Regions from separate parts of the Homo sapiens genome. Here region 1 is linked to region 2. A link is a contact called in ENCODE Hi-C or POLR2A ChIA-PET data. All regions are on one chromosome and are shown on one strand. The core of a region is the stretch at or near the end of the contact, and the rest is flanking DNA. Distances in the headings are between cores, read along the strand shown.

The links. Hi-C counts contacts between places; a loop is a spot of excess contacts on that map. ChIA-PET counts read pairs that join two places held with the same protein, here RNA polymerase II (POLR2A). Pooled maps may share reads with other maps.
Region 1: a map of aorta shows a loop between it and region 2 (2.4-fold over the local background). The contact joins two enhancer-like sites. A Hi-C loop is called at or near these places in 1 of 168 maps with a recorded cell type or tissue (aorta), 1 of 37 single-sample maps with no recorded cell type and 3 of 50 pooled maps. POLR2A ChIA-PET finds 5 or more read pairs at or near these places in 2 of 52 experiments (MCF 10A and activated CD4-positive, alpha-beta T cell).

The regions. Positions count from the first base shown.
Region 1 is chr22:44,360,708-44,365,980 of GRCh38, reverse strand. No RefSeq gene overlaps it. Among named protein-coding and RNA genes, the nearest start is that of SHISAL1, 50 kb to the right of the region's middle. Within about 2 kb of position 2,305, at least 20 of the 41 ENCODE cell types and tissues checked have a DNase peak (open chromatin) inside an H3K27ac peak, as active enhancers do.
Region 2 is chr22:44,208,443-44,213,481 of GRCh38, reverse strand. It overlaps PARVG (parvin gamma), which reads right to left. Exons shown (of 14, transcript NM_022141.7): 14 at 5,013-5,039. Among named protein-coding and RNA genes, the nearest start is that of PARVG, 30 kb to the right of the region's middle. Within about 2 kb of position 1,806, at least 5 of the 41 ENCODE cell types and tissues checked have a DNase peak (open chromatin) inside an H3K27ac peak, as active enhancers do.

The sequences.
Region 1 (5,273 bases), core at 1,056-3,555, 150 kb before region 2:
CGATGGACTGTTATCTCCCGAGGCAACCTCCTGGTGGGTGAGAGTTCCACTCTGGAGTGTCTAAGCACATAGCTAGATGGACTTGGCCTGTAGCAAGCCTCAGGTGCAGGGGAGGCAAAAGGTTATAATTGCATTTCTAAAGGGATAAGTAGGAAGTAGGGAATAAGGGGAATCAGAGAAAAGAGAAAGATAATAAAAAATAATAACTCATTATATTTTTCTTAGAAAAGTGGGGATACTTGGTTAGACTGTTATTACTCATACCCAGGCCTCCTGCTCCCAGCTCCATGATTTTTCCTTGGCCCTGTGTGACAGGTCTCTGTCTTCGGAACGTGGGGAGGTTTTCTCGGAAAATCCCTCCCACATCTTTCTTGGGATTCTGGTTTCACTGTTTGAGATGAATTCCTTTGAGATCAAAGTTGTCTCCACCTGCAAATGGGAGTTCCACCAGATGACGTGTGATGCTTGCAAAGTGCTGCGGGGCGCGGGGCTCCTAGCAGGTCCTCCATCCATGCAGCTGGCATTAGCATCATGGAGACGGGGAGGGGATGAATCAACAGACACGCAAGTGTGTCTGCTGGGAAGCAGCACCACAGGCCAGGAAGGGTACCCGCTGGGGCCAGCCTGCCCCATCCGATTCCAGCTCTGCTGTGTGCTGGCTGTGTGACCCTGGGGCATCCTTTAGCCTCTCTGTGCCTCAGTGGCTCCCTCTGGAAAGCAAGCATGGTAACAGGCTCCACTCAAAGGGCGCCTGTGACAATTCAACAAGTTTAACATCCATACAGCACTTTATTCATTCTTTCTCAATTCCCCCCTTCACTCCTGTCTGGCAGACTCACTCTCCCCCCTTGCAAGGAACTGCAGCTATTTCACGTCGTTTTTCCAGGGGCTTTGGGTAATGCAAAGTCCAGGCGGCTCTTGTATTAAATTTGAGACTCTTAGAATTTAGAGTTTCCTCCTCCGCCAGCTCAGCTCAGCTCAGCTCCGCATAGTCCAGGGATCGGGGAGGGGTGCGGTCAGTTTCTCCTCTGTCCCCTCCCTCTTGCTGGGTGTTGCTCTTGCCCCTCCAGGGCTGGGCCTGCCCAGGGAAGCAAGGAAGGATTTTTTTGGCAGGGGAGCGGGGGCGCCGGGTCTCCCTGGACAGACACGGCTGTGAGCTGAGGCTGGGCCTCTTGGGTGGTCCTGGAGACCCTCCCCATGGGTTCCTGATTGGCAATGCCGCCCCCTGCTCCAGCTTCCAGGATCCACCCTTTCTTCTGGGTCCAATTTGGCTGAAAGAACAAGTCCTTTTGTCCCACAGCTCCTAGAGTAGCCCAGAGTTTGTTCCCAGACCTTAGCATAAACCCCAAGATGTCCCCAGGGGACAGTTGTTAAGCACTTGGCTGGCTGGCTGGCACCCCTCATCCTTCTCCTTAAGCAGCTACCAGCTCATGTTGCACCCTTGTACCAATTACAGTCAGGCCCCTTCCTCCAGGGTGACCTCCTGGCTTGGCTTGTGGGGGATGGCTCAGTCCTACCCCCATTCGCACCCCAGCCAAGGCCCCACTGACAACCTTAGGGGCCGCTGCCTAGAGGGACTTCTGCTTGAACCCCAGCAGCCACGGGCCCTGGGCTGGCTTCTCTGGCTGACTCAGGAGGCTGTCCCCAGCGCCTCCATCCCTGTGCTCCGTCCTCCCACTGTGCTCCCCTCATTTCGGCATTTATCGCTCTGGCCTGGAGGTCACTCCTTCCATGCATGTCTTCAAAGGCAGAAACCGTGTCCTGGGCAGGCTCTGGCACAGAGTGGCAGTTCCATAAATAACCAGATGAAGCCTCTGTCCCCCGGGGATGGGGGTGTGTGACCTGGGATGTGGCAGTCCCAGGGCCTCTTCCCTGTGCCTGAGGCCCAGCCCCTCCTTCCTCAGGTCAGGGCGAGCCCCCCCAGGGGGAGGTGGGGTCAGGATGATCCCACCACTGCAATTATAAATGCGGCAGGATGGAGGATGGGGTGAGCAGGGGCTGAGGGGAGCCACTCTGATGATTGACAGGGAGTATCCAGGGTGGACAGGTTGCCCTGCCTCTGGACCTTGGTGTTCTCATCTGTGAAATGGGGGCAGTGAGCCAGGCCCGTTTAAGTCAGGGGACTCTGGGCTCCCTCACACAACTAGCGCTCCTGTGGGGACGCTTGGCCTGTCTCTTGGCCAGCCCAGAGCGGCCGTCTGGCTCAAGTGCTGACTCAAAGTGCGTCAGACAAGGGGCCAGAGCGGGATTCCCGGAATGCCCTGGAAAAGTGCTGGCTACCGTCCAGGCGCCGCCGCCAACCATGTGGAGTCTCTCTCATTCCACAGGGAACCCTCATTACTCTCCGGACTGGCGTTCCTGATCCAGCCGGGCTGGCCCTTCCAGAGGGCTGGGAGCCATCAGGGCCGGGGCTGTGGCGAGCAGAGGGATGTGCCAGGTGGTCGTCGTGGCCTCATGTCCTGGGTGTGAGCCTGGGCTGGTCTGAGAGCACTTGGGGCTCGCTCACGCAGGCTGCTGAGCTGGGGGCTCCTAAGCCAGTGACACAGGGCCATGGAGGAAGGAAGGAGCCGGGGTGAGTCACCATGCCTTGAGGGCCCCAAGTCCTAGGGTGAGGTCCTTCATCAGACACTCATAGTCAGGCACCAGGGGCTGCAGATGGCCCCATGCTCCCCGCCCTCCCTGCCCCCACAAAGCCGGCAGTCCACCCAACGAGGCCGAGTCTCTGGAATCAGGCCACATCTCTCTCAGCAACACAAGGCAGCTCCTGGTGGGGAGCGGGGGAAGCCCATTTTACAGATGAGGACACTGGGGCTTAGCAGGTCTAGGGGACTTACTGCAGACCCCGCAGCCAGGACGTAGCAGGGCCACTCGCTCATTCAGTCCTTCAACTACCGTGGGCTGAGAGGCAGGATAGCCAGCGTCTGCACACTTGGGCTAGGAGCCCAGCAGTGCCAGGGGTGACTCCTGGCACCCCCACGTTCTAGGCGTTTACCTTGGACAAGTCACAGCCCCTCTGGGCTTCAGATTCTTTATCTGTGAAATGGGTCTGACACAGTATTTGCCATGGGCATTGAGCATGGTATAAGCCAGCCCATGTCAAGGGCTCAGGGTGTGGCCAGCACACAGCCAGTGGGTGCCCATGTTTGCTGCTATGGTCAACTGGATGGAGCCTTGTGCTGGGTCCTGGGTGCTGGGAAGGGAAGTGAGGGAGACCAAATCCCTGCCTTTGAGATGTTCTTTAGTCTTGTGTGTAAAATAGGGACAAAAATATCTAGCTTCCTTAGGAAGAAAAATAAACAAGATAACTTACAGAAAGCATTTCTTGGAGCCAGGCGCTGCTTGGAGGGTCATTCAATAGGCATCGGTCACCTTCTGCATTTCCCTGGGTGTAACTTTCAGACCAACTGGTGTAAGCTACTTTGGACTCCATTGAATGGACCCACCAGGGCTCACTCAACTGCTTGTTCCTCTATGTGGTTTTTCAACCAGGATGCTACGGCCGAAAGTATCTTTGGAACTAGAGCGTCCCTAAGAACAGTCCCTGGAGGCAGAAGCCGGGCCCTGGCTATAACTAACCCCTGGCTGTAACTAACCCCTGGCTGTAACTAACCCCTGGCTATAACTAACCCCTGGCTGTAACTAACCCCTGGCTATAACTAACCCCTGGCTGTAACTAACCCCTGGCTATAACTAACCCCTGGCTATAACTAACCCCTGGCTGTAACTAACCCCTGGCTATAACTAACCCCTGGCTGTAACTAACCCCTGGCTATAACTAACCCCTGGCTATAACTAACCCCTGGCTGTAACTAACTCCTGGCTGTAACTAACCCCTGGCTATAACTAACCCCTGGCTGTGCTCTGTCAGGGACGGTGGAAGGCATTCCTTTGAGAGAAACATTTGGGATCCTCTGGGTAGAGAATCGTCTTGGACAGGCTTGGGGCTGGGAGCCCTGCCTCCTCTAGAACTGAACCCCAGTAAAACTGCCAGCCAGGGGCCCACGGCGGGTACCCTGCAGGGGGACTCCAGCCTGAGAAGGTCTGCAGTGCGGCTTGTGTTTTGCTCGAGTTGCCATATACCAAGGCAGCACCGATGGACGGGGCAGCTTCAACAACAGACAGCCATCTTCTCACCACTCAGGAGGCCAAGGTCCCAGCTGGGTGGTTCCTCCTGAGGCCTCTCTTCCTTGGTGCGTAGATGCCACCTTCTCCCAGTGTCTTTGGCCACCTGATTGTCCCTCTGTGGGTGTCTGTGTCCCAGTCTCCTCTTCTTATAAGGAAACCAGTCCTACTGGATTAGGGCCCACCCCATTGACTGCATTCTAACTTAGTCACCTCTTTAAAGGCCCTGTCTCCAGGTACAGCCACATGTGGAGGTATGGGAGTTAGGATTTCAACACATGAATTTTGGGGGCCATAACCGAGCCCATAGCATGGGTGATTCATCAGAGTTCTAGGATTTAAAGAGCCTGAGTTATTCGAGACTCCAGGATCACTACCCCAGTAACTGCTGCGACAGCACCCTTACCCCTGCCCTTCTCAGGGGAAGCCAGGTCTAGGGGAGACAGTGACTTGTCCAGGCTCTCACAGTCAGGGCTGAGGCAGAATTGAACCCAGGCCTGGTTCATTCCAGAGCCTGACGGTGCCAGTCGGGAGCCCAGTGCTGGAAGGAGCTGGGAGGAGACAGAACTTGAGACCTATTTACCTTGGCACCCGCAGTGCCCGCTTGGGCTTGGCACACAACTGCTGTTCGGAAGTTGTTGGATGAATTCGACAATGACACATTTGGGCACAGTCCTTGCCCTGGGGGCACACACACCCCCCGATGAGAAGGCAGGCTCGCCGGCACACACCCGAACACCAAGATCACCGAGGCCAGAGCCAGGCCACTTTTCCTTTCTGGTTTGGGCCCTGCCAGCCTCCACACTGGGCCAGTGTGGAGCTGACCTTTCCACGTCTGCTCTGCAAAGCCCAAGCCAATTCCTAAGCCCTCGGCTGTCCCAGAACTGAGTCATGACGGAAGCTGGTGGGATTCCTGGGGGGACAGATCTAGCCCCCACACGTCCTTGCGTGCCTCCATCCATGCCAGCCGGCTCCAGCCCATACCACACCACCCAGAAATCCGCAGCTAGCACACGTTTCCACTGGAATGAAGCACTGCCCTGGCCCTGGCTCCGAATTCCTTGCCGCTCGCAGTCTCCAGCCGGCCGCCAGCTGTAACAGCCTGAGATGGCCTGCAGGGCAGGGAGCTGCAGTAGCAAAGAACATTTGTT
Region 2 (5,039 bases), core at 557-3,056:
CAGTGGTGGTGATGATGGTGATAATGATGGAGGTGATGATGATGTGATAGTGATGATGGTGACAGTGGTGGTGATGGTGATGATGACACCCATGATGTCATCTGACATTTATTGAATGTTATGTGTCCAGCAAGCTTCAAGCTCTCCAGATACTCAACTTTTTAAATAGCCCTGTGAAGAATAGATTCCTTATTGCCTCCATTTGACATAGAAGGAAACTGAGGCTTAGGGAGGTAAGTGATTTGCCTGGGGTCACAGAGTGAGGTGAGGATTTGCCCAGGATTCACACCCCAGGGTCTGACTCAAGCATCACACTCTAACCACTGCACTACCCAGCCCCTTCCACCCTGGGCTACACCTCCTCTGGGATAGAGCCTCGGTCTGAGCACTCTCTTTATACCCAGCTCTGTGCCCTGGGCCTGCACACAGTAGGTGGAGAAGTTCTCTTATGAATGGTGTGTGCACTATGATTTTGTACCTTTGTAAAAACCCACCTAGGTATTAATGCATCACCTTTCTAGGTAATAATAAACCAACCCATATGAAATGCTTGTGGATAAATAAATGAATTCATGCAATTGTTGGCCAGCCCAGGTCCATTGGCTGACTCTTCTTGGAAGAATCATTTCTGGAACATCTTCATCATCTACTTTCTTACCAGCCAGGCCCCTCAGCCCAGTCCCCCATTGACCTAGGGGCCCAGGACACTCCCTGGGCTACACCCCCAGGGGGTGGGGATCCCATGTGTCTCTAGGTCCATGATGCCCCTCTGCTCACCACTGCCCAAGTCTTACAAGGAAAGAAGGCTGGTGGGGCAGGGATGGGGGTTGGGATGGCACTGGCAGCTTTGATCCATTGCCAGAAGATATGGGGGCAGGAACACACTTTTCTCTAGACAAGCTGTTCGCTTACCAGCTGACTTTGGTAAAAAGAAAAAAAAAAATCTTAGTTCCATCTGTTCCCAGAGTGGAGCTGGTGTGAGTCCTGGGGCTTCCTGCAGCTCAGGCGGCCAGACCCAGTTTCAGACTCCAAGACAGCTGCCCTCTGGATTATTTTGGGAAGCAGCTCAACTCCGAGGCACCCCAGCCTTCGAGGCATTTCCCTTCGCTTCGAAGCTGTTTGCACACCCAGCCCAAGCTGCCAGCTCCTTCTCTGGCCCTGGACGCCTTCCTGTTCAGCTTGCTATAATTATCCTGCTTCCAACTTCGGCTGCAACTTCTACTGGAGTCAGATTTCTTGGGATGGAGGAAGAGAGAAAAAGAGCGAAGGCCATGGATAGTGAAATAAGGGGAGGAAAGGGCTCCCTGATCCTGCTTCGTCTCAGACTTCTTTGTGGGAACCACTTCTTCCACCCACCCCCAGGCACCCAGGGCCCCCAGGCATCCACCTTGTCCCACGGTGAACCCTCTTCCCCACTCTCTTCTCAAAGAATGTCCCCACTCCTTTTCTGAATGACAAGTTCCTGGGGCAGGTGGGATGAGGGCATCTTGGGCAGAGGGAACAGCATCAGAAAGACTTGGAAAGATCGCAGAGATGTCAGGGATATAACTGGAAGCAGTGTGGAAAGGTTGAGGCAGGGACGGAGACAGAACACAGTGAGCAGGAGGACCACAAAGCCAGCAGCACCAGAGCACCCAGAGTCCAGACGCTGCCCGGAGGTTGGGGCCTGGGAAGGTTAGAGCAGGATGGTAGTGAGACTGGGTTCCGAGGACAAAAGCACTCTGGCTGCTGGTGCAGAAGTGAAGTCACAAGAAAGAAGTCCCTTTCTTGCGAAAGGGAGGCCAGCTGGAAAGTTCCAGAGTGAAGATTAGGGAACGGGGCAAGCTCTGACTTGGATGTGGTGAGCTTGGGGTGGGCACCCCAGGCACAGCTATGCCCTGGGAAGTTCAAAATATAGATTAGGTCAGAAAGTAGAATAGTGGTTGTTAGGGGCTAGGGGCTAGGGGAGGAAGATGGGGGTAGTTATTGTTTAATGGATACAGAGTTTCAGTTTTGCAAGATGCAAAGAGTTTTGTGGTTGGAGGGTGGTGACAGTTGCACAATAATAGGAATGTACTTAATACTGCTGAATACACTTAAAAATAGTAAGATGGTACATTTTGTGTTATGTGTATTTTACCACACACAAAAAAAAAAAGAAAAGAAAAAAGAAAGAAATGTGGGTCTGGAGCTCAGGGCTAGAGCTGCAGTGGAGATTGGAGAGTGACCCTTAGGGAGGAGGGACAGGAATTTTAGAAGCAGAAGGCATCGCCAGGAAAGCTGTTTGGAGTGGGAAGGACCAATACTGAATCTATTTCTGTAGGTACACAAGCTCACTAACATATAACCAACACTACACAAAATGATAAAGAAAGTCTTTTAGGCAGGAAGAAAATGATACCAAATGGAAGAAGAAACGATGAGCACCAGGAGTAATAAGTATGTGGGTAAATATAAAAGACTTTCTTCTCAATTAAAAAAAAAAAACTCTTTAAAAGGCAATCGATGTGGCTGGACACTGTGACTCATGCCTGTAATCCTAGCATACTGGGAGGCCAAGGCAAGTGGATCACTTGAGGCCAGGAGCTGGAAACCAGCCTGGACAACATAAGGAGACCTCATCTCTACAAAAAAAAAAAAAAAAAAAATTCTAAAAAAGTTAGCCAAGTGTGGTGGTGCATGCCTGTAGCCCCAGCAACTGAGAAGGCTGAGGTGGGAGGATCAATTGAGCCCGGGAGGTCGAGGCTGCAGTGAGCACTGCAGTCTGGGTGACAGAGTGAGACCCTGTCTCAAAAGAAGACAATTGACATTTTTAAGCAAAAATAATATATTGTGAAATTTATTCTATAGAAATGAGACACATGACAACAATAGGACACAGAAGAGTAAAATGGAAGTAATATTACTTAAAGGTAGACTGTAATAAGTTAAGATGTTATAGTAGATTAAATGGTGACCAAAAGGATTTGTCCACATGCTAATCCCCAGAACCTGTGAATGTTAACTTCTTTGGGAAAAAGGTTTTTGCAGATACAATTAAATTAAGGATCTTGAGATTAGATAATCATGGAAAAAAGTTTTTGCAGATATAATTAAATTAAGGATCTTGAGATTACATAATCGTGGATTATCTAGGTGGGTCCTAAATCTCATGACAAGCGCCCTTATAAGAGAGACACAGAGGAGGGATAGACAGAGAAAGGAGAAAGAAGCAAAGTGACTGTGAAGGTAGATATTAAAGTGATGCATCCACAAGCCCAGAGATGCTGGTAGCCACCAGGAGCTTGAAGAGTCAAGATACAGCTTTCCCTCTAGAACCTCCAGAGGGAACGTGACCCTTCCAACACCTTAATTTCAGACATCTAGCCTCCAGAATTGTGGGAGAATAAATTTCTGCTGTTTTAAGCCAAGAAGTTTGTGGTAATTTGTTACAGCAATGACAGGATATGAATGCAGATGTGTATATAAAGTCTAGAGCAACCCCTAGGAAATGAAAATAACGAAATACAGTTGGTAAGCCAATAATGGAAATAAATTCACATCGCTAAAAAGTCTTCAATCCAAAAGGAATAAGAAAAACATATGAACAAGGCAAACAGCAAGATGGCATTAATAATTCCATTAAATGTAAATGGACTAGAGGTACCTAGAATAGTCAAATTCACAGAGACAGCAAGTAGAATAGTGGTTACCGTGGTCTGAGGGAGGGGAGAAATAGTGGTTACCATGGCCTGAGGGAGGGGAGAATGGAGAGTTAGTATTTCCTGGGTGCAGAGTCTCAGTTTGGGTCGATGAAAAAGTTCTGGAGATGGATGGAGGTGATGGTTGCACAACAGTATGAATGTACTTAATGCCACTGAATTGTACACTTAAAATGGCTAAAACGGTTAATTTTGTGCTATGTATATTTTGCCACAATAAAAAATGTAAGTGGACTAAACCCTCTAATTAAAAGGCAGAGGTTTCCAGATTGTACAAAAAGACACAATTATTTGTGTCTATAAGAAACCTACTTTAAACAGACGCAGTTTAAAAATATAGAAAAACATATACCATGCTAATACTAACAGAAAGTTTGAGTGGCTATATTAATATCAGACAAAGCAGATTTCAGAGTAAGAGATATTACAAGGGATAAATGAGACAAAAGGACATTATAATCTTATATGAGGTATGAAACAAAAATTGATAGAACTGAAAGGGGAAATAGTGAAATGTACAGTTACAGTTGAAGATTTTAACACTTCTGTCTTGGTAATTGACAGAAGTAGTAGAGAGAAAATTAGCAAGGATATAGAAGATCTGAACAACATAATCAACCCACTTGACCTAATTGACATTTATGAAACATTTTGTCCAACAACAGCAGAGCACACATTCTTTTTCAAGTGCATACAGAATATTTACCAAGATAGACCATAATCCAGTACATAAAACAAGTCATAATGCATTTTAAGTGATTTAAATCATACAAAGCATGTTCTCTGACCACAACAAAACCCAATGCCAAAAGATAGCTGGAAAAAAAATCCCAAAATATTTGGAAATTATACACTTCTAAATAACCCATGAGTGAAAGAGGAAGTCACATTTGAAACTAGAAGATATTTTGAACTTCATGAAGGTGAAAACACAACATATTAGTATCTGTGGGATGCAGCTAAAGCTGTGCTTAGAAAAAAAAATCCAGCATTAAATATTTATATAAAAGAAAAATATTCTCAAATCAGTGATCTTAGCTCCCCAATATTTTTAAGATGTCAGTTTTCCCCAGTTTGATCTAAAGAACACAATTCCAGTCAAAATTTCAGCAGGCTTTTTTGCAGAAAATGACAAACTGATTCTAAATTTTATGTAGAAACCAAAAGAATTAAAAAGACCTAGAAAAACCAAAATAATTTTTGAAATGAAGAACAAAATTGGAGGACTTATTTTTGAATGTACTAAGGACATGAGTTGTTGATACAAGAAACAATGGAGATACTCTCAATAGCATTATGCTAAGTGAAAGAAATCAGACACAAAAAGCAACATACCATAGGATACAGTTTATAAGAAAT